Regions from separate parts of the Homo sapiens genome. Here region 1 is linked to region 2. A link is a loop called in an ENCODE intact Hi-C map of the cell type or tissue named here. Cell type or tissue: mammary epithelial cell. All regions are shown on one strand. Each heading gives the region's core, and the rest is flanking DNA. Links, peaks and the distances in the headings are about the cores only. Region 1 has its middle 210 kb from the start of SLC24A2. Region 2 has its middle 170 kb from the start of MIR4473.

The links. Hi-C counts contacts between places; a loop is a spot of excess contacts. Peaks named below come from ENCODE experiments on the same cell type or tissue, not always from the same donor. Only the 100,000 strongest peaks of a DNase experiment are listed, where the experiment ranks them.
Region 1: it touches region 2 in a loop (3-fold over the local background); 1 of 110 quality-filtered maps calls a loop at or near these places.

The regions. Positions count from the first base shown.
Region 1 is chr9:19,994,538-20,004,576 of GRCh38, forward strand. It overlaps a transcript of SLC24A2 not described here. Among named protein-coding and RNA genes, the nearest start is that of SLC24A2, 210 kb to the left of the region's middle. RefSeq lists an enhancer at 4,763-5,962. In mammary epithelial cell, for the core only: no CTCF peak of the experiment used is centred there; DNase peaks (open chromatin) are centred at 4,744 and 5,134; H3K27ac peaks cover 2,567 bases.
Region 2 is chr9:20,232,406-20,242,444 of GRCh38, forward strand. It overlaps a transcript of SLC24A2 not described here. Among named protein-coding and RNA genes, the nearest start is that of MIR4473, 170 kb to the right of the region's middle. In mammary epithelial cell, for the core only: no CTCF peak of the experiment used is centred there; a DNase peak (open chromatin) is centred at 4,486; H3K27ac peaks cover 1,800 bases.

The DNA.
Region 1 (10,039 bases), core at 2,992-6,991, 240 kb before region 2:
CATGCCTAAGAGGAATTGAGGACCAGGCTCTTGACTCTGTTGAAGCATCACTTACCACTCTCAGATTGAGAGCCAGGAGTTGGCATGCTATGAGGGAATGCCCAAGTTGGCAAGCAGAGTGGCTTCCCAAGGACCTCTGAGGGCCTCTGCATATGTGAGGATCGGACATGGGCTGCCATCTACTTCCCTGAAGATAGTGTGGCTTCATGCACCGGTCCTCAACAACTCTCTACAGCACCCTGAGCTCCTTCCTTTAGTCTGCCCTAGAACCAGCTTATGCTATTGAAGCCTTTGCACACTCTGCAGAGACATACTTCACTGAGAGGTCTCTTCCAATGTACCAATATACAGAGTGAGCGGGTGGGATTTGAGAAGTCTGTTTTCCAGAGAATGGAGATATCACTAATTAAAAATGACTAAAACAACACCCTTTACCTTAAAATGTCATGGACATTGAATTTCAGTAGGAGGAAATGCCATGGCGATTTAATTTGGCGGATGGTGAGGGGATTTAACCCCTGTGGTAGTTAATATCTCAGGCCTTTTTTTTTTTTCTCCATAGAAGGATAATTATTTCCCTTAAGTAGGAATATGATAGGGATTGAGGATTGAAATCTGGTACATAAACTTGCAACAAATATTGGCTCCTTTTTTCCTCTTTCTTCTTTCACGCGTATCTTTTAGACTTAAAAATCATATCTCAATTTAAAAATTAAAATATTAATCAATTCAACATTAAACTTTTCCCTCATGACTTCTATTTTAGAAATATGTTCATCCTTCAGTCTCTTTTATAACACACATGCCACAGAGGTAAAGAGAGCGTGGAGGTTATGTGTGGGTGCCTTAGAATGTCCTGGCTCTGGGGAAGGAAAGAAAAACAGAACTTTATTCCCAGAGTACACTCATCCTATGAGCCACAGGACTTAGGCTGTGATGGGGCCATGTGAGAATACCTGAGGACCAGGGTCTTTTTCATAAGAACACTAGATATTTTGAGCCAACTCCCTCCTACTAGCAAGGAGAGGTTAAGAATGATCATAACTAATGTTCATTTAGGTACCAGACATTCTTTGAAGCATTTAACACATTTAAACTCTTTGACCTTCTTTACAGAAATATTATTCTGCTATAATCTTTACTGTAGACATGAGGAATTTGAGGCACAGAGCAGTTAGCTAGTTAGTTCAAGATCATCCAGTTGATAAGTGAGGGAGCCCATATGCAAATCTAGGCAGTGCACCCCAGCATCTAGCCCTCAATCACTCACCATTTCCTGATGTTCAACAGATGGGGCAGGCATCATGTGCTTAGTCAAGGCAGCCTGGCCTAGGCCCCTCTCCTCTTTAGAGATGAACATGCATACACACTGCTGAGCTAACTTCTTAGAGGCTATCTGGGGAGAAAGGTAGACTGGATTCTTTGGGTAAAGTAAAGGGAAGGTTGGAAGAGAACCACTACTTTCAACCTTTTTAAGAAGATGCATGCTTCAAGACAGGTGTTTCAGAGACATAGAGCTAGAAGAGTAAAATTAGCAAAGATGCTTGTAACTGTGCATGCATGAACTATGTAAGGAGCATGGGGTGTCAGATAGGGTAAAGTTGGGAAAGAAATATGGTGCTGTGAAGAAAAGGCTGGCTTCAGATTTCAGAGAATTTTCTTTGCATCAAAGGGTTTGATTTTACTGTTCAGGGTAATGCTTCACCAACTTTTCTATTCTGTTTTAGGAGAGTGATTGAATATTTTCATAAGTCCTGGGGCATGGTCAGAAGCCAGTGACTCCTGTGAAATTCCTCTGAAATACCATATTTAGTCTCTAATATTTGAGTCGATTATGTGTTCCACTCCGTAACATATTTATATTTGTTAATATATGAATACATCACATTCATCACTCTTGGCGTTAAAGAAGATCCATCAATGCCAGGTGCGGTGGCTTATGCCTGTAATCCCACACTTTGGGAGGCTGAGGTGCGTGGATCACCTGAGGTCAGGAGTTCAAGACCAGCCTGGCCAACATGGTGAAATCCTGTCTCTACTAAAAAAATACAAAACTAAGCCAGGCATGCTGGCAGGTGCCTGGAATCCCAGCTACTCAGGAGGTTGAGGGAGGAGAATCGCTTGAACCTGGGAGGTGGAGGTTGCAGTGAGCCGAGATGGTGCCACTGCACCACTCCAGCCTGGGTGACAAGAGTGAGACTCCGTCTCAAAAAAAAAAAAAAAAAAAAAAGGAGATCCATCATGATTATCCTATGCCTTCACACCCTCCATAACGAGTAACACCTTACCCCAAGTGGTACGTTTCCCTGGTTTGAGAATTGTAGCTCTAGTTATAAGGAGCCATTAGAAGGTATTAAACTAAGTAGCAACATTATTAGATTTGAATTTTAGAAAGCGCTCAGTGGTAAAAGCATGGAGAATGAAGTAAAGGAGAACAAGACAAAAGAGAGGGAGACAACGAGTTGGGAGACTGTCCATTATTGCAGGCAAAAGATGGTGAAAAAAAAAAGGCAAAAAAAGCAAACAATTTGCTGAGCTCTTCAACTAGGCATGCTTCTTGAGAATAATTACGAGAGAGAGCACAGAGCATTTTCCTCAAGACAAGAAGAGAGATTTAGAACTTAGTCATCACAATTTTACTGTTTCTTCTTAATAATTTTTGGAATCTGGTCTTGGTGCTAGATTTGCAATAATCAGACTAGGTGTGAGTTTAGGGAACCAGCAAAGCAGGGGCACAGAAAGAAAGAGAAAGAGAAAGAGAGAAATTAGAATAAAGATAATTCCAGTACCCATTTAAGCTTTATGTCACCTCAAAAAGTAAGTTTACTTTACAGTTTGATACAACTTTGATTTTGACTTTCATATGGAAGTGGACGTACCATATTAGTTTAGGTCATGATACCTTTTACATTCTTAAGCTATTCCTTGGAGTGAGGAACTGAGGTCCCCATTTGTGAGCCCAAGAAGATCAGAGGAGGTGGTCAGGATCATTCAGCACACTCTCAGCAAGTGTCAGACTCACCCAACAACAGAAAGGGAAACCCCAGTCACAGATCCACTATTATAGAAGGGGAGAGGTAAACAGAGAGAATTTACTGAGTGGTTAGAAATGATTCCACTCATGAAAAAACAGGCGTACAACAGCAGCTAGGAGTGAGCAAGACAAACTCCAGTCTTCAGAATTACACACAGATTCAGCTCTGTTGAGATCTTACTTGATGACATGGTTGGACTCAGGCAACACATTTTATTTGCCAATGAAACTGTATTTGGATAAATAGTTAATTTGCCTGTGTCCCTCACTGCAAAAGAGAAGCTCTTATTTCCTTCTCAGTTTGAATCAGATTTGAATCAGAATTTTATCAATAGAAGATTCAGCATTAATTTTCTCTGGCTCTTTCCAATAGGCCCTCCTAGTTACTATCTCTTAGTTCATACCTGGCATCCTTATATTTTTGGGAAAAAAGCCAATACTATTAAGGATAAGCCATACAATAATAAAAATTATATTAATAATAATGCATCTCTCACTATTTAGCACTTACTCTGTGCCGGAAGCTGTGGTAAGTAATTTACATTCATTGTCTCAATTGGTCTTCACAATGAAACAACAAAATCTGTAATTATCATTTTCTCCATTTTAGAGATGGGAGATTGAGATTTAGACATGGCAGGGCTAGGATTCAAACTCTGGCAGATGAACTCTGAGTGTGCCCCTCTTCAGAAATGGGTCTTCCATTCAGACCCATTCAGGGGTTAACTCAGCCTGAACTCGCCCACACATACCCTGTTTTGAGCTCAACTTCCTTCTGGCAGCAGTACTTCCTGAAGCCTGTCAATGATTCACTTCCGGGTCACCTCTACCCTCTGTGAGCCTTGTGAGACATTTTAAATGCCAGAGCCACATTCATTCATTGTAGCTCCAGCATTTCTTTTCCTAGGGACATGCTATTTTCATTAGGATTAAAACAGCCCCCAGCAATAAATATTAAAAACCTGCCCAGTGAAAAGAGCAGCTTCCTCAGAAGCTTATGAGGATTAGAATTTTTAAGCAGGCCCCGCTTCCTATGACCACCCCTCTTCTCCATCCCTTTGTGTGCTCCCACATGGGTGTGCTTTCAGCATCAATCAGATTTGCTGTTTTGCTCAAATCCGTTCATACTAATTGTCTGCCCATATTGCTGTGTGCTCTGGACAGAATGGTCTGGGAGAAATAGAAACTCACTCCTTCTCCCACCCCTGGGGGGATTCAGATTTTGTGTGCTTGATCTTTGTTGGTGGCAAGATAAAAATGCTTGCTATACATAGCAGCTTTCCTCCTTCATGTTCAACGGCAGCCCTGATGATGGGGGACCTCAGCCATCCTATTTGTTCTAAAGCCACCCACAGAAGAATCAGACCAGCAGAAGCCAGAAATAAGCTAGCTGGGGCTGCAAGTCTCTTTGTGTGTGGTGATATAGCAGAGAGACTTGGGAAAGTCAATTATTTTCAGTATGAGTTTTGGTTCCACTGCTTCATGGTGTAAGATGGGGATCCCCAATTTGTTCATCTGTAAAATGAAGATGCTAATGCCTACCCACTGGGGCTATTGGGAGAATTAAAGACCTATATAAAGTGTTTAGTGCAAGACTTGGAGCAGGGAGCCACGGCTTTGCCTGTCACTCCTTCGCCTCCCTGGCTGGAAGCCTGAGTAGTAGGTGAGGCATTTATTATCCATGTTCATTAACATCCCTGAAGACTTGTGGTTCCTGTATTGAAAACCACACTGAGTGTTCCCAGTTAATTGGGTGTCCTTGGGCCTGAGTTTCTCTACACAAATATATGAGCTTGGGATTTTTAAAAAGTATACAGTAATTATATTCTTGGACAAATGGTACCTTTTCTAGAAAAGCACAGAGAATTCTTTCAGCACTCAGGGCTAGGTAGGAATTGCTTGATGTATGGGTAGCAACTCATAGTAACTAATGATTTACAATAAATACTCCAACAAAGAAAAGTCTGAGTAAACTCTATATTTCATCCTCATGGCAATGAGCTACAAAAGGTTTGCATTTTAAATCAACTGGTGGTTGTACCCCAGAAGGATGTGGTCTAAATAGATTTGTGTGACAGGGTAATTACTCATCACGGAAAGGATCCCAGCTGTCATCATGGTTTCTCACTAAGCAGTCAGTGAGTGAGCAGTTATGGAATTACAGGGCTGACCTCCTGTGTCCTGCCTTACAGTCATCCTGAGCCAGAGTCACAGAGTTTCATCAGGGGGACCCAGGAGGCACAAAGCAGTCAACACCCATGGCTGAGAATCAAAGTCTAGAAGGGGCCTGTTTTCAACCTCTTCATCCGGGTCACTGGTGGCAATTTTGCCAAGTGACTAAAGAGCTAGACTAGGAGTTCCCCAGTTCAGGGTCTTAATGGCCTGAATGTTCAAGACAGTGTGGAGAGGTTCAGAGACTGCAGTCTTTGGGGTTACACAGACCTGTGCTGGAGTCTCAGTCTTTGGGGTTACACAGACCTGTGCTGCTGCTCACTTTGTGATCGATCTGCAACTAAAAAACCACATTTCTCTGATTTACTATTTTTCTAGCTGTAAAATGGAGGTAATAATTCCTACTTTAAAAGATTTTAAACTAGTATGTATGGAAATGGTTGGCACTTAATGAACATTATTATTTCACCTTTTGAAGTACCATTAGGTGCCAGAAACTGTGCTAAGCATATTACATGGACTTTGCTCATAACAGTTCCCTATTTTATGGATAAGGAATTGGAGGAATCTTGCCCAAGTAGCTAGTATGCAGCTAGTTAGTAGCAGAGACAGAATTTGACCTAGGCAGGTTGGATCCAGACTGCCCTATAATCATCAGAGGGTGAAAACATACCTTCAACTGGAGTTTCAGAGACTTTTGTGCCAGTTCTTGATAAACATTGTATAGGTATAAACTCTATCTTCAAAAAGTTTATCCAGTCTCATTGGAGGACAAGGGAGAAACATCAGAACACAAACGGCCCTGAGAATAGACCACCTGGCAACAAACAATAACTGCTGTAGGAGCTCAGTGAAGATCAGGAACTCACGACACATGGATCTCTTCTCCCGCAGTCTCCATATCTGCCACATTTTTTTGCACTGGAGTTTCTTATGTGTCAGTGTTATATAATTTTAAGGCTCTGATTTTGAACTAAAGAATGGACCCCAGTTTTGCCTTAAGCATAAAGACAGGAAATATACATGCCCTAGAGACTAAGTTAACAGTAAAATGTGAGACTGTTCCTCCTCTATACACAGAGAAAACTTTCATGGGAAAAACAGGATCACTGTTGAGACAGAAAAGTTATGTATGAGAGGGTGTGGAGGACGGAAGGAGGCAGGAAGCATAACTTGGAATTATTGCTTTTTAAGCTTAGAAGGGTCATCTGACCCTAATGGATAGTAAGATGAATATTATCTTGGTATCCAAGAGCAAAGATCACGTTTTGAGGCCCTTTCTCTCCCCATCCATTGCTCTAATGGGCCCACCCTCACTTTAAAAATAAACAATCAAATGCAAACGTGGCAGTTGCATTTTGTGGGCCACAAAGGAGAAAGTTAAAGCCTGGAGGATCAGCACTTCGTTTCTGATGGCAGAGCCTGCATTGTCCCTGCTGCGCCACACATCCTGTCCTCTTAGATCCAGCAATGAGTGGGCTGAGGATAGGAGGGAGTGTGCATCCACCTTCCTGCAAAGCTGCAGGTTTACCTGTGGAGAGTGCTCTGCATGCCTCACAACGCACCCTCTCACCCTCCTGGCACTCTATTTTGGCTCAGGTCTGCATGGAGAGAAGGGAACTGTCCTGCGGAAGAAATCTGGAAGGGGGTTAAGCCTAGCAGGAAGGGGAAGAAGCCAAGGCAACCAATTAATTTTCCTTTGCTGCTTAAATCATTCTCGCCCAATCTGCTGAGCTGAGAATAAGCATAACTGTCCCCAAGGTGTCAAGGCCCTGCCTTTTTTGGGTAAATCACATGGGAATCAAAAATAGAACCACTGTGAAAAAAGGCGTCTCAGTCCACCCTCCACTGGCAATGGCTGAGTTTGGTGGATATTCATCTCTATTCCATGTCATCCGCCAACTTTGAGGCCTGCTTGCCACATCACCAAAGAGGTTGCTAAGCATCTTCCTACCGAGTCTTTAAGATTTGTTACATGGATTTGGGCATTATACAGACATGTCTTTTATTTATGATGCCTCTGGTTAAAGGTTGCCTCTCCCAAAGAAAAAAAGCTTCACAAAGCAACACCTACTTTGATCCAGCACTAAAATATTTAGTAGAGTGCTATCTCCCAAAATGTGTTTATTGAAACATCAGTTCTGTGATATATTCCCAGAAAAATGTACTTCATGGAAAATATGTAAGTCCACATAAGAATACTAAAGGTAAGAATACTGTTTATGTGAGTTTAATACAGCATTTCTAAAATTTATTTATTGATAGAATTCTTTTGATTTTCAAAAGTTTGAGGCAGTCCTCAGGGCTGAGGACTAAAGCCCTGCTTTAGTGGAACATACTTAGGTAAATGCTGATGAATCCACAAGGATTGTTTTAGTACCACCACCTCTGGTGCAGAGACAAGCATTCTGCTTGTCACCACAAGATTTCAACATCGGAAGAGTAATAGTAATACCAATAGCACTACCATTTCACCCCAACTCTGTGTCTACGTAGGCTGTTGAGCCAGCACTGATGTACCAGTAGTTGAAAGGTGTCTCTGAGCAATGCACAAAAGGCTGCCATGTTAGAAAAATGATTAGCACTTTATTCTACCAAAAGGCTTACTGCAAGCTACAAACCTTTTTTTTTTTTTTTTTTCAGTAACAATTATTAGTTTGGTACCCTTTTGAAAAGATAATAGCATAACACCAGGAAAATCTACTCAGGGTATAATCAGGCATAAGCACAAAAGGAGTGTCACTGCACTTACTGTTAAAACAAACTCAGGTACCCTTATTAGACCCATTTTGTAGATGAGTAAACTGAAGATAACATACTTCAATGTCCCACTGCTGGTACATCACAGAGTTAGGACTTGAACTCAGGCAATCATAGTTGAGAGCTCACTCTCTTAACCACAGATGGGACAGGTAAATGATGGAAACTCCAGACTGGTGCACTCACAGTGACTGTCACCAAGGAGGTCACAGAAGTTTCTGGTTTGTCTTCTTCCATATATAGAACAGCCAAACACTTCTGGATTTTTCCTCCCTCCTTGCCCACTGCCCATGTCTGGTGGTTTCAGGAGGGGACAACAGCAGGGCTGGCTGTATTCCACATAACAGGGTTTTTCTTAGCTGTAGCCTCCACACACATCCTCCACCTACCTGTAGGGCTGACTCTACGGATGTACAACCAATACATTCACAAATGGCCCCGTGTTTAGATGGCTCTGTGCTTGGTTTAATGGTCTGTTGTCAGCATCCTGAAATTCTTAATAGCTTTCGAAAAGGGGACCTGTACTAGGCCCCATAAATGATAAATCTGGTTCTGCCTGCCTATTTGGCATTCATTTTGTTTGTTGAATTAGATATGGTGGTGAGGGAAGGATTTTGTGTAACAAATCTATATGAGAGGATTCCCCCAAAATGTATAAAGAATGGTCACTGCAGATAATATATGGCAACTAACCAAACACTTGAACACGTAACACACTTATACAAAACTATGCCCATGACCACAGGCAAAATGATGCTTGTAAGACTCTAATCCAGCAATTAGCCACATAGCCACATATCCACAAGTCAGCCAAAATCCACTCTTGTTTTCTCTGTCGATATGGTGAGCATGCTATTGTCAGAGAGAAATGCACCACTGTAGGAGAAACTACTTCGTCTTATGAGATTTGATTTAGAAATTTCAAGCTATCAAAATGTTCCTACATTTTGGTACAGTAGTCCTACTTTGGGGAATTTAGACTCAGGAAATCCTTTTTTTTTAAAGTATGAACCCTCATATTCCTTGAGGTATTAGTAAGAAGACAAGAGAAAACCCCCCAAATGTTCAAAAACGGGGTATGATTAAATAAATTATAGATTCCACTTGATAGAATGAATGTCAGGGGTTGGCATTTAAAGGGCCAGGCAGTAAATACTTTATGCTTGTGGGTCATAGGGTTTCTGTCACAACTACTAGCTCTGCTGTTGTAGCATGAAAGCAGCCATGGGCAATACAAAAATGAATGGATGTAGCTGTATTCCAATAAAACTTTATTTATAAAAACAGGTAGTGGACCAGATTTGACTGGCAAGAAGTAGCTTGCCAATGCCTAGTACTATCATTTAAATGGTGATTATGAAGACTGCCTGAATGTGGGATGTTTAACGAAAAAAAAAAAAAACAGGATAAAAACTTGTGTGACCATAATGATTACAACTGCATATATGTATATGTCTATGTGTATAGAAAAATCTGGGGAAAAAACCTTACATATATGTAATTAGTTGGGCTAGAGTGCTAGGATTCTGGGTAATTTTCTTTTCTTTGCCCTGAGAGAGATTTTCTCAGCCTTGATATTCTTTCACATACAGAATACTGACTATGTATAAAACAGGTATAGACACAGACCCCTTCTAATGAGTACCAGCTAACAAGCACCTAATAGATGATAAGGGAGCATGGGCTGCACTCATGCAATCGCCATTTGCTTCATAACCTTTGCTTCCCAAATACTTAGCCTCCTACCTTTGGAGGTTTCCTTCCATTGGCCTAACACCAGACATGGGCAGGACATTTTTGTTGACCGGTGTTCAGCTGGGCCTATGACCACTCTGTTGGTCAGGCTTTTCCAGGGAAGCTGGTCATAAAACAGCAGCTGAGCACCTGCAGTGGGAAGAGTGGGGAAAGAGAAGTGACATTGTGACATTCTTTAAGAGGAAAAAGTATAGTCCTAACTATCTTATCATGAATCCATCCAGTTAATAACAGAATATAGGCTGCCATAAATTTGTGTATGAGACTACCTGCCTAAAGACTCTCATTTTGTTTTATTGAACAATGGGATGATCTCCA
Region 2 (10,039 bases), core at 2,489-6,488:
TTTCAGATCCTGTTATTGGTCTATTCAGAAATTCAACTTCTTCCTGGTTTAGTCTTGGGAGGATGTACGTGTCGAGGAATTTATCCATTTCTTCTAGATTTTGTAGTTTATTTGCGTAGAGGTGTTTATAGTATTCTCTGATGGTAGTTTGTATTTCTGTGGGATCGGTAGTGATATCCCCTTTATCATTTTTTATTGCGTCTATTTGATTCTTCTCTCTTTTCTTCTTTATTAGTCTTGCTAGCGGTCTATCAATTTTGTTGATCCTTTCAAAAAACCAGCTCCTGGATTCGTTAATTTTTTGAAGGGTTTTTTGTGTCTCTATTTCCTTCAGTTCTGTTCTGATCTTAGTTATTTCTTGCCTTCTGCTAGCTTTTGAATGTGCTTTTCTCGTTCTTTTAAGTGTGATGTTAGGGTGTCAATTTTAGATCTTTCCTGCTTTCTCTTGTGGGCATTTAGTGCTATAAATTTCCCTCTACACACTGCTTTGAATGTGTCCCAGAGATTCTGGTATGTGGTGTCTTTGTTCTCGTTGGTTTCAAAGAACATCTTTATTTCTGCCTTCACTTCATTATTTACCCAGTAGTCATTCAGGAGCAGGTTGTTCAGTTTCCATGTAGTTGAGTGGTTTTGAGTGAGTTTCTTAATCCTGAGTTCTAGTTTGATTGCACTGTGGTCTGAGAGACAGTTTGTTATAATTTCTGTTCTTTTACATTTGCTGAGGAGTGCTTTACTTCCAACTATGTGGTCAATTTTGTAGTAGGTGTGGTGTGGTGCTGAAAAGAATGTATATTCTGTTGATTTGGAGTGGAGAATTCTGTAGATGTCTATTAGGTCTGCTTGGTGCAGAGCTGAGTTCAATTCCTGGGTATCCTTGTTAACTTTCTGTCTCGTTGATCTGTCTAATGTTGACAGTGGGGTGTTAAAGTCTCCCATTATTATTGTGTGGGAGTCTAAGTCTCTTTGTAGGTCACTCAGGACTTGCTTTATGAATCTGGGTTCTCCTGTATTGGGTGCATATATATTTAGGATAGTTAGCTCTTCTTGTTTAATTGATCCCTTTACCATTATGTAATGGCCTTCTTTGTCTCTTTTGATCTTTCTTGGTTTAAAGTCTGTTTTATCAGAGACTAGGATTGCAACCCCTGCCTTTTTTTGTTTTCCGTTTGCTTGGTGGATCTTCCTCCATCCCTGCATTTTGAGCCTATGTGTGTCTCTGCACATGAGATGGGTTTCCTGAATACAGTACACTGACGGGTCTTGAATCTTTATCCAATTTGCCAGTCTGTGTCTTTTAATTGAAGCATTTAGTCCATTTACATTTAAAGTTAATAGTGTTATGTGTGAATTTGATCCTGTCATTATGATGTTAGCTGGTTATTTTGCTAGTTAGTTGATGCAGTTTCTTCTTAGCCTTGATGGTCTTTACAATTTGGCATGTTTTTGCAGTGGCTGGTACTGGTTGTCCCTTTCCATGTTTAATGCTTCCTTCAGGAGCTCTTTTAGGGCAGGCCTGGTGGTGACAAAATCTCTCAGCTTTTGCTTGTCTGTAAAGTATTTTATTTCTCCTTCACTTACGAAGCTTAGTTTGGCTGGATATGAAATTCTGGGTTGAAAATTATTTTCTTTAAAAATGTTGAATATTGGTCCCCACTCTCTTCTGGCTTGGAGAGTTTCTGCCAAGAGATCAGCTGTTAGTCTGATGGGCTTCCCTTTGCGGGTAACCCGACCTTTCTCTCTGGCTGCCCTTAACATTTTTTCCTTCATTTCAACTTTGGTGAATCTGACAATTATGTGTCTTGGAGTTGCTCTTCTCGAGGAGTATCTTTGTGGCGTTCTCTGTATTTCCTGAATTTGAATGTTGGCCTGCCTTGCTAGATTGGGGAAGTTCTCCTGGATAATATCCTGCAGAGTGTTTTCCAACTTGGTTCCATTCTCCCCGTCACTTTCAGATACACCAGTCAGACGTAGATTTGGTCTTTTCACATAGTCCCATATTTCTTGGAGGCTTTGTTTGTTTCTTTTTATTCTTTTTTCTCTAACCTTCTCTTCACACTTCATTTCATTCATTTCGTCTTCCATCGCTGATACCCTTTCTTCCAGTTGATCGCATCAGCTACTGAGGCTTCTGCATTCATCACGTAGCTCTCGTGCCTTGGTTTTCAGCTCCATCAGGTCCTCTAAGGACTTCTCTGCATTGGTTATTCTAGTTATCCATTAATCTAATTTGTTTTCAAAGCTTTTAACTTCTTTGCCATTGGTTTGAATTTCCTCCTGTAGCTCAGAGTAGTTTGATCATCTGAGCCTTCTTCTCTCAACTCGTCAAAGTCATTCTCCATCCAGCTTTGCTCTGTTGCTGGTGGGGAGCTGTGTTCCTTTGGAGGAGGAGAGGCGCTCTGATTTTTAGAGTGTCCAGTTTTTCTGCTCTGTTTTTTTCCCATCTTTGTGGTTTTGTGTACCTTTGGTCTTTGATGATGGTGACGTACAGATGGGTTTTTGGTGTGGATGTCCTTTCTGTTTGTTCGTTTTCCTTCTAACAGACAGGACCCTCAGCTGCAGGTCTGTTGGAGTTTGCCAGAGATCCACTCCAGACCCTGTTCACCTGGGTATCAGCAGCAGTGGCTGCAGAACAGCAGATTTTGGTGAAACGCAAATGCTGCTGCCTGATCGTTCCTCTGGAAGTTTTGTCTCAGAGGAGTACCTGGCTGTGTGAGGTGTCAGTCCGCCCCTACTGGGGGGTGCCTCCCAGTTAGGCTACTCGGGGGTCAGGGACCCACTTGAGGAGGCAGTCTGCCTGTTCTCAGATCTCCAGCTGCGTACTGGGAGAACCATGCTCTCTTCAAAGCTGTCAGACAGGGACATTTAAGTCTGCAGAGGTTACTGCTGTCTTTTTGTTTGTCTGTGCCCTGCCCCCAGAGGTGGAGCCTACAGAGGCAGGCAGGCCTCCTTGAGCTGTGGTGGGCTCCACCCAGTTCGAACTTCCCGCCGCTTTGTTTCCCTAATCAAACAGCTAACTCGGCAATGGCAGGTGCCCCTCCCCCAGCCTCGCTGCCACCTTGCAGTTTGATCTCGGATTGCTGTGCTAGCAATGAGCGAGACTCTGTGGGCGTAGGACCCTCTGAGCCATATGCGGGATATAATCTCCTGGTGTGCCGGTTTTTAATCCCATTGGAAAAGTGCAGTATTGGGGTGGGAGTGACCCAATTTTCTAGGTGCCCTCTGTCACCCCTTTCTTTTACTAGGAAAGGGAATTCCCTGACCCCTTGTGCTTCCCGGGTGAGGCAATGCCTTGCCCTGCTTCGGCTCGCACACGGTGTACTGCACCCACTGTCCTGCACCTACTGTCTGGCACTCCCCAGTGAGATGAAACCAGTACCTCAGTTTGAAATGCAGAAATCACCCATCTTCTGTGTCGCTCACGCTGGGAGCTGTAGACCGGAGCTGTTCCCATTCGGCCTTCTTGGCTCCAGGCTATTTCTTTCTTTTTTTAAAATTAATGTTTGTCTTGAGCCTCACTGTAAGCTTTCCAAGGACAGGAACTGGGATCCATATACTGTTGTACTCCCATTATGCAACCTAACATACCATAGTAGAAGCTCAATTGATGTTTGTTGAATGAATAAATAATCCAAGAGAAATAACTAGATATCGCTTTATAGAAGGTTTCATTAGAACCCAGCACAGCAAATGAGATAGGCGGTGAATTTTTAATAAAGTATCTATCAGCAGCAGTCAAGATCTGCTTTCTTAGGGTAACACGTGTCTCTGTGCTAAAGAAATCATTTCTCCAAAAGAGAACATGGAATCCCTGGTACTTTGTCCTTAGTTTGTTTTCTCATCTGAGATAGGAAAGCATGGCACCCTGACAGGTAAGCAAGCAGCCCTTAATTTTAAATATTCAAGACAGATACATACAATACTATCTGAGTGGGGGAAAGGTAAATCTAAAATAAATGTCTTTCATTATACAGAAACAGCTGTTTATTGATTTCCAAGAATTGTTGTGTGAGTGTTGGTTTGAAAGGGAGGAGGCCATCATGAAAGTAAGCATTCCATTTGTATTGGCTAGAAGCTGTGAATCAAAATTTTTCAAAGATAAATTTTCCTCTGTACTTGATTCTCTGTCGAAGGGATGTCTATTTATCTTGTCCATGTTACTGTCATGTTTGAGAGACATACTGAGCAGGTTGGATCTAAACCAATCAAGTCCAAGCTTTACGACCAGCAAATGCTGAATTTACAGTCATGTACTCAGAAACCCCTGAATAATTGAACTAAAAAAGACACTAGTATCCTGAATAATTAAACACCTTCTGTTGCATAAAATCAGCCTTCCCCAGCCCTGAAAAGTAGAATTCTTTTCACCTGCGGCGGGTGGAACTGTTTGCATAGTGGACTACAGCAGCAAGCTTGTCAGGGCACTTGTACCAGACATGAGGGTGATTATGCTATCTGAAAGGTATGTGCCTGTCATTTCCTAACTATTGCTGCCTACTTGTTTGGTCCTGCAGGAAATCAGGGATGGTTACAGCAAAACGTGACCCAGATCAATGAAGGATGGAGGGGGTGGGGACAGACAAACACAATAAGCAAGCAGAAGCCAGGTGTGTCTCACACTGTCAGGCTAAGCTGGAGCCTGAATCGCAAACACCAGAGACTCAAAAGAGCATCTAATCTGGGGGCTCAGGGCAAGATGGAACCTCCAGGTTACTCCTTGGCTATCTTCTGCTTCTTTGTGAAACTGTGAAATTTGCAAAGGGAAACTTTCAGATCGTATTTCATTCATTCATTTGTTCTGCTTGAGCATAAAGCATACTTCTATATGTATCATATATAATAAGCATCATCCTTGATAATAATGGCCACCATTTAGTGAGCACCTTCTAGGGGCAGACACTGTGCTAGGTAAAGGTAGGTCATAAAATTCACTGTCAAAAAAGAAACAGGCTGGAAAAAGTTAAGTCTATTACCCATGATTACTTAGCCAGAAGATGGCAGAGCAGTGTTGGGGCCCAGGTCTTTCTGACACTAGCATTCATGCTCTCTGCATCAAAGTAAACCACCTCTCTCAAAGCTGTTCCTAGGGATTGCTAGGGAAAGAAGAAAGGAAGAAACTTGGAAGGATACTGAAGACACAGACTAGAGAAGGTTAGAGAAGCCCTGAGCACACTGGCGTGCCATCTGGAACTTGGGAATGATGTGCATTTCTCTTTTTATGTTTTGCTATTCATGCTCAAGAAAGAGCACTCACCTGGCACTGGGAAGCACTCCGATTTTTTTTTGTTTTTAATGATTCTTAGTAAGACTTGATCTGAGCAGTCTTAATAAAGTGCAGGGGGATAATTCAGGCCTCTGTTGTGGTGGGTTTCTTAGCCCTATCTTCATAGGCAGAGTCCTCCTTGCCCTCTAGATAGAAGTAGTCTCCTCATTTCCCTCTAGATAGAAGTAGTCTCCTCATTTCCCTAGTGTTGAGTCATCCATTTTGAGTTTGCCAAGTTAGAGTCAGGTAGTTCTGGAAGGCTATATCCCTGTTTTCATTTACTGAAATGTCCCAGAAGGCTTGGGTGGAGGTGACAACCACACTCCATGGTGCAGGACCTCCTAATTTGGAGCTCCTGACTTGGAGTCATCTTGGCTTCTCAGAAGACGTAAGGACCCTTGGGCTGGAAACTGACATGTGGGTGGTCCAGCTGAGCCTCCACAGAAGGAAAAGCCCAGGTCTGTTCCTGCCTATTCAGATTCAACTACATTTATGAGGCCTGACACCTGCCAAGTACTTTGATACTTTCACGTGTTATTTCATTTCACCCTCACATCCACTCTAAGAGGCTGAAGTATTTTTCACATGTTATGAATTTTAAAAAATGGGCCACAGAGAGGTGCAGTGTCTTATGCATGATCAGGCACCTTTTGCACAGTAAAGCCAAAAACTCCGACCTTCACACACATAGGCTGAAAAACCAATTTAGCCATCTGCAGCAACATTTAAATTTCCTTTAGAGTGGAACTCTGAGTAGCTTGTTCTAGCACCCACCATACCACCCCAGATCGAGGAAAGAAAGCAAAGGGGTTCATGCTTTATGAACTGAATTGGCCAAGGAAATTATGATTAAAAATTAAGTTAGTCAGAAAATACAGCAATCAATGCTTTAAATGGGGCCTGGGGAGCAGGTGTACCCCTAACAAAAGTATAAATGGAAGTTCCCAGTCAATCCCTATTTTCTCCCTCTCTGGGCTGCTTCTAGCACTGTGAGGGGCCTTGTTTGCATGCTTTGGGACACCCCAGTGTACATGTCTTAGCTTTGTGTACATCTGTTGTCAATCAAATGTTTGTATTCTTCCAAAATTCATATGTTGAAGTATTAACCCCCAGCATGACTATATTTGGAGATAGGGACTTTAGGGTATAGTTAAGGTTAAATGATATTATAAGGATGAGGTGCTAACTTAATAGAACTAGTGGCCTTATAAGAAGAGGAAAAGAGAGATCTCCTTCTCTCCCTATTCCTGTCTCTTCTTCCTCCCTCCTAGTGACCTCAGAGAAAAGGCCACGGGAGGGCACATCTAGAAAGCAGCCATCTATAAGCCAGGAAGAGAGCTCTCACCAGAAACTAAATTGGCTAAATCCTTGACCTTGGACTTCTAGCCTCCAGAAAATAAATTTCTCTTCTTTAAGCCACTCAGTCTGTGGCATTGTTACAACAGTCTGAGCTGACTAATACAACATCCTATCCAAATAGCCACTGAGCAGAAGCTCACTTGGTCCTGTAAGTGGACTGAGGCTAGGGTTGCCACAAAACACAAAACATAGAGGATTCCCAGTTACATTTGAATTTCAGATAAATCACAAAAAAATTTTTAAGTATTAACTGTGTGTTAAGCATTGCATGGGACATTATAATAAAATTTTATTTGCTATTTATCTGAAATTCAAATTTAACTATGCACCTTCTATTTCATCCTGTATTTTTACTTGCTAAATCTGGCAACCACAACTGAGGCTCTGGTCAGGGAGCTCCAGGGACCTCAGTGTTCACAACATTGTCTAATGTTTAAGGGGGCCTGGTCAGGGAGAGTTGGGCCTTGGATAGGCACAGCCCTTTGTTCCCCAGACTACCTCATGGGGAGGGGCCCTCTTAGGCTTGAGGCCTAGGAAAAGGGCTGCTCTTGCCCAGGTCTAAGGGCAATATTGGTAGCAGATAGCTTGGAAAGGAGTACATGAGAAGAGCTTGAATTTAGGAATAAAGAGACCCAGGATCCATCATAAGACTTGGGCAAGTTACTTAATCTCTCTGAACTTTAGATACCTGAACTGTATGTAAAACAGAGCTTTACATGGAATAATATTTGTGAGAAAACTATCCCCATGCTTAACACATAGTAGCACATAGTAAGTCTCAATACCAGCTGCTTCTATTGTCAAAGAAAAAGAGATATGGTATGAAAATGCTTGAGTTTCCTTGCCTTCTGGCTTTTTTTTTTTTTTGTCACGGAGTTGATTCGAACCAGCTGTGAACTGGAAGAGGGTGTTAGGTATTTCAATTTGCCCATGAATGGGTTAGGAAAGGGTTACCCTGTCTAGTGGTAACCATCCGGGAAGCTTAGCAGTAGAGACTAGGCTAAGCATTTCAGGAGAGGTGAGAGAGAACTTGATCCCTTCTGGCCCATGAACTGATGTGTCTCCCTCTCCCCTACTGTTATTCACATGTCTCTGGGGCCTGGTGGGTAGGTGAGGCACTGTCCTTTTCAAGAAGGCAGGGAAAGAGAGGTGGAGGAGAGAGAGCAGAGCAGCCACCCTACCTGGGCAGAAGATGCTATGAGATATGTAAATATTCTCTTAATTCACCTATTTGTTTTTCCATCTTCAAAGGAGCCTGCCTAGATGAGAACTTAATCCCATGGGTTGTAACTCAGGACCATGAGGATACACACAAAGGGAACCCAAGGAAGCTGGCCCTAAGGCTAAGTGCTGAGTGTTGGAGGAAATATATAAATGAACTTGGAACCTCATGAAAGCTCAAGACTCTTCTCTCAATTTCAGTCTCATTCCCAAGCATCACGCTGTGGGATTTGACTCAGGGTGTTTCCCTTGTTAAAAGTCAAGAGTAAGAAGTAGGGGGTGAAGGCAAACTGGCTTGGGGCCAAACTAAGCAGCTTCCTTTTTAACTTGGATGTATTAATGGGAGTAGAACTTTTTTGAACTCTAAGATTGGCACTCAGGTTCCTTTCTTTCACAGATTGTAGCGGGGTTTTAAATGACTAGGAACTGAAATGACTATGAGGTTGGTCATTTCAGGGGGGTTTTGAGGCCCTAAGGCTAGAGAAGTACTGCATTTAGGGTGAGCAAAGGGGAGGAAAATTCCAGGAAGAGGGCTTCTAAGAAGAGGTTACCTAGAGTACAAATGGACATCGATTGATCAATGTGACCATAATACTTTCACCAGCCCCTTCTGCACCTGGGAAGGTCTCTCATAACCAGTTACAGAGTCTCTGCCCCTGAAAGGCTACTGCATCAATAGATTCTCTACCACACGCAGATGAATTGAGGCACAGTTTCAGGAGTCTTAACTTCATAAGAAGATGCTTTCTCTTTCCTCATCTCCTCCCTCAGATCCACTCTCCTCCTGGAAGAAAGCATTTCTCATTCTGTTTTAAATTACAGTAATGAAGATGTGATATGAAATAATACAAGGTAGGTACCTTTACCAATGAAACCACGTGTCTTCAGAATCTATCAACACCTGCAAAGACACGCATCCAGTGCTCACCTGGTGTTAACACTGAAGTTTTCTTACATTCACCATATTAGGACCCAAAAGAAATTACTCCCATAGACTTATATGAAAGTTTTAATCTGAATGAGTTCTGAAGTCAAATAATTAAGCACCTACTGTGTGCAATAAAATAAGCACAATACAAATTACCAGTTCAATTCAGCAGGTATTTGTTGAGGGTCCACTAGGGAAGCATGTAGCATAATGATGGCTCTGAGGTCATCGCTTATGTCTCCATCTGTACCTCACCATCCACTAGTTGTGTGACTTTTTGAAGGTGATTTTAATCCCTCTATGCCTAGACCTCTCAGCATACAGACTATGAGAGTATTACTTAATTGGGCTGTTGTGAGAATTAATTATCAAGCCTTCATCATAGTACCTGGTACAAAATAGTTGTTTAATAAATAGGTCAAAGGATGCAAGGATGATTACATGATCTCTGTCCTCAAGAAGCTTACAGCCTTGAGAGAAAATAAAGATAAATTGCCATCTGTCCTAGGAGAGGGGTGTGCCACAGTGCTAAAGGGACCATAAGCGAGTAATCCCAGCCTAAGGCTGAGTAGAGAGGAGTGGGAGGAGGTTGGGGGTGCAAGCCAAACCTGGGAAGATGATCAACCCGGAGTTAGCCAAGCTGAAGGAGCAGGAGGAGCAGAGATGCAAGACAGTATTACAGCTTCTAAAAAACATGGCTGCAACATCAATCGCCACCTTGTTTCACTTCCACCAATGCCTATTCCTCTCTAAAGCAAATCTAGCTGCCACCACTTTTAAAGTTCACCTTTTCATTCTCCTCTAGAATCTTCTTGAAATTCTAATGACCTGCCAGCCTCATTCACCGAAAGCATCTCCTGTTTTGATCATCCTCTCCACCATGCCCATCCTATGGACTAACGCGCCAGCAGGTGCTGGCCCAATATTCTGGCAGCCGCTGGCCAAGCCACAGGAGATTTGACATTCTTTTTCCTGCCCCCCACAGTCCCCAACATTAACTTGACTAAAACACTCCTTTGCCTCAGTCTACCAGTCCATAAAATAAAAGCATGCATTCTGACCATTTAGGTAGAAGAAGACTTGTAAATTACAAAGGCTTGTGGAGTCCTGAGAAATAGGGCTAAAGAAACACTCGCCACTTAAAATAGCTAACTAAAGAGGAAAGACTTCCTACTCGATGCATTACTGGGTTAGTGGGTTGATTTTATCACATCCAAGGTTGAATGCTTCCTATCAATCAACTGCAAACGAGGAAATCCAGAGCTTTGGCT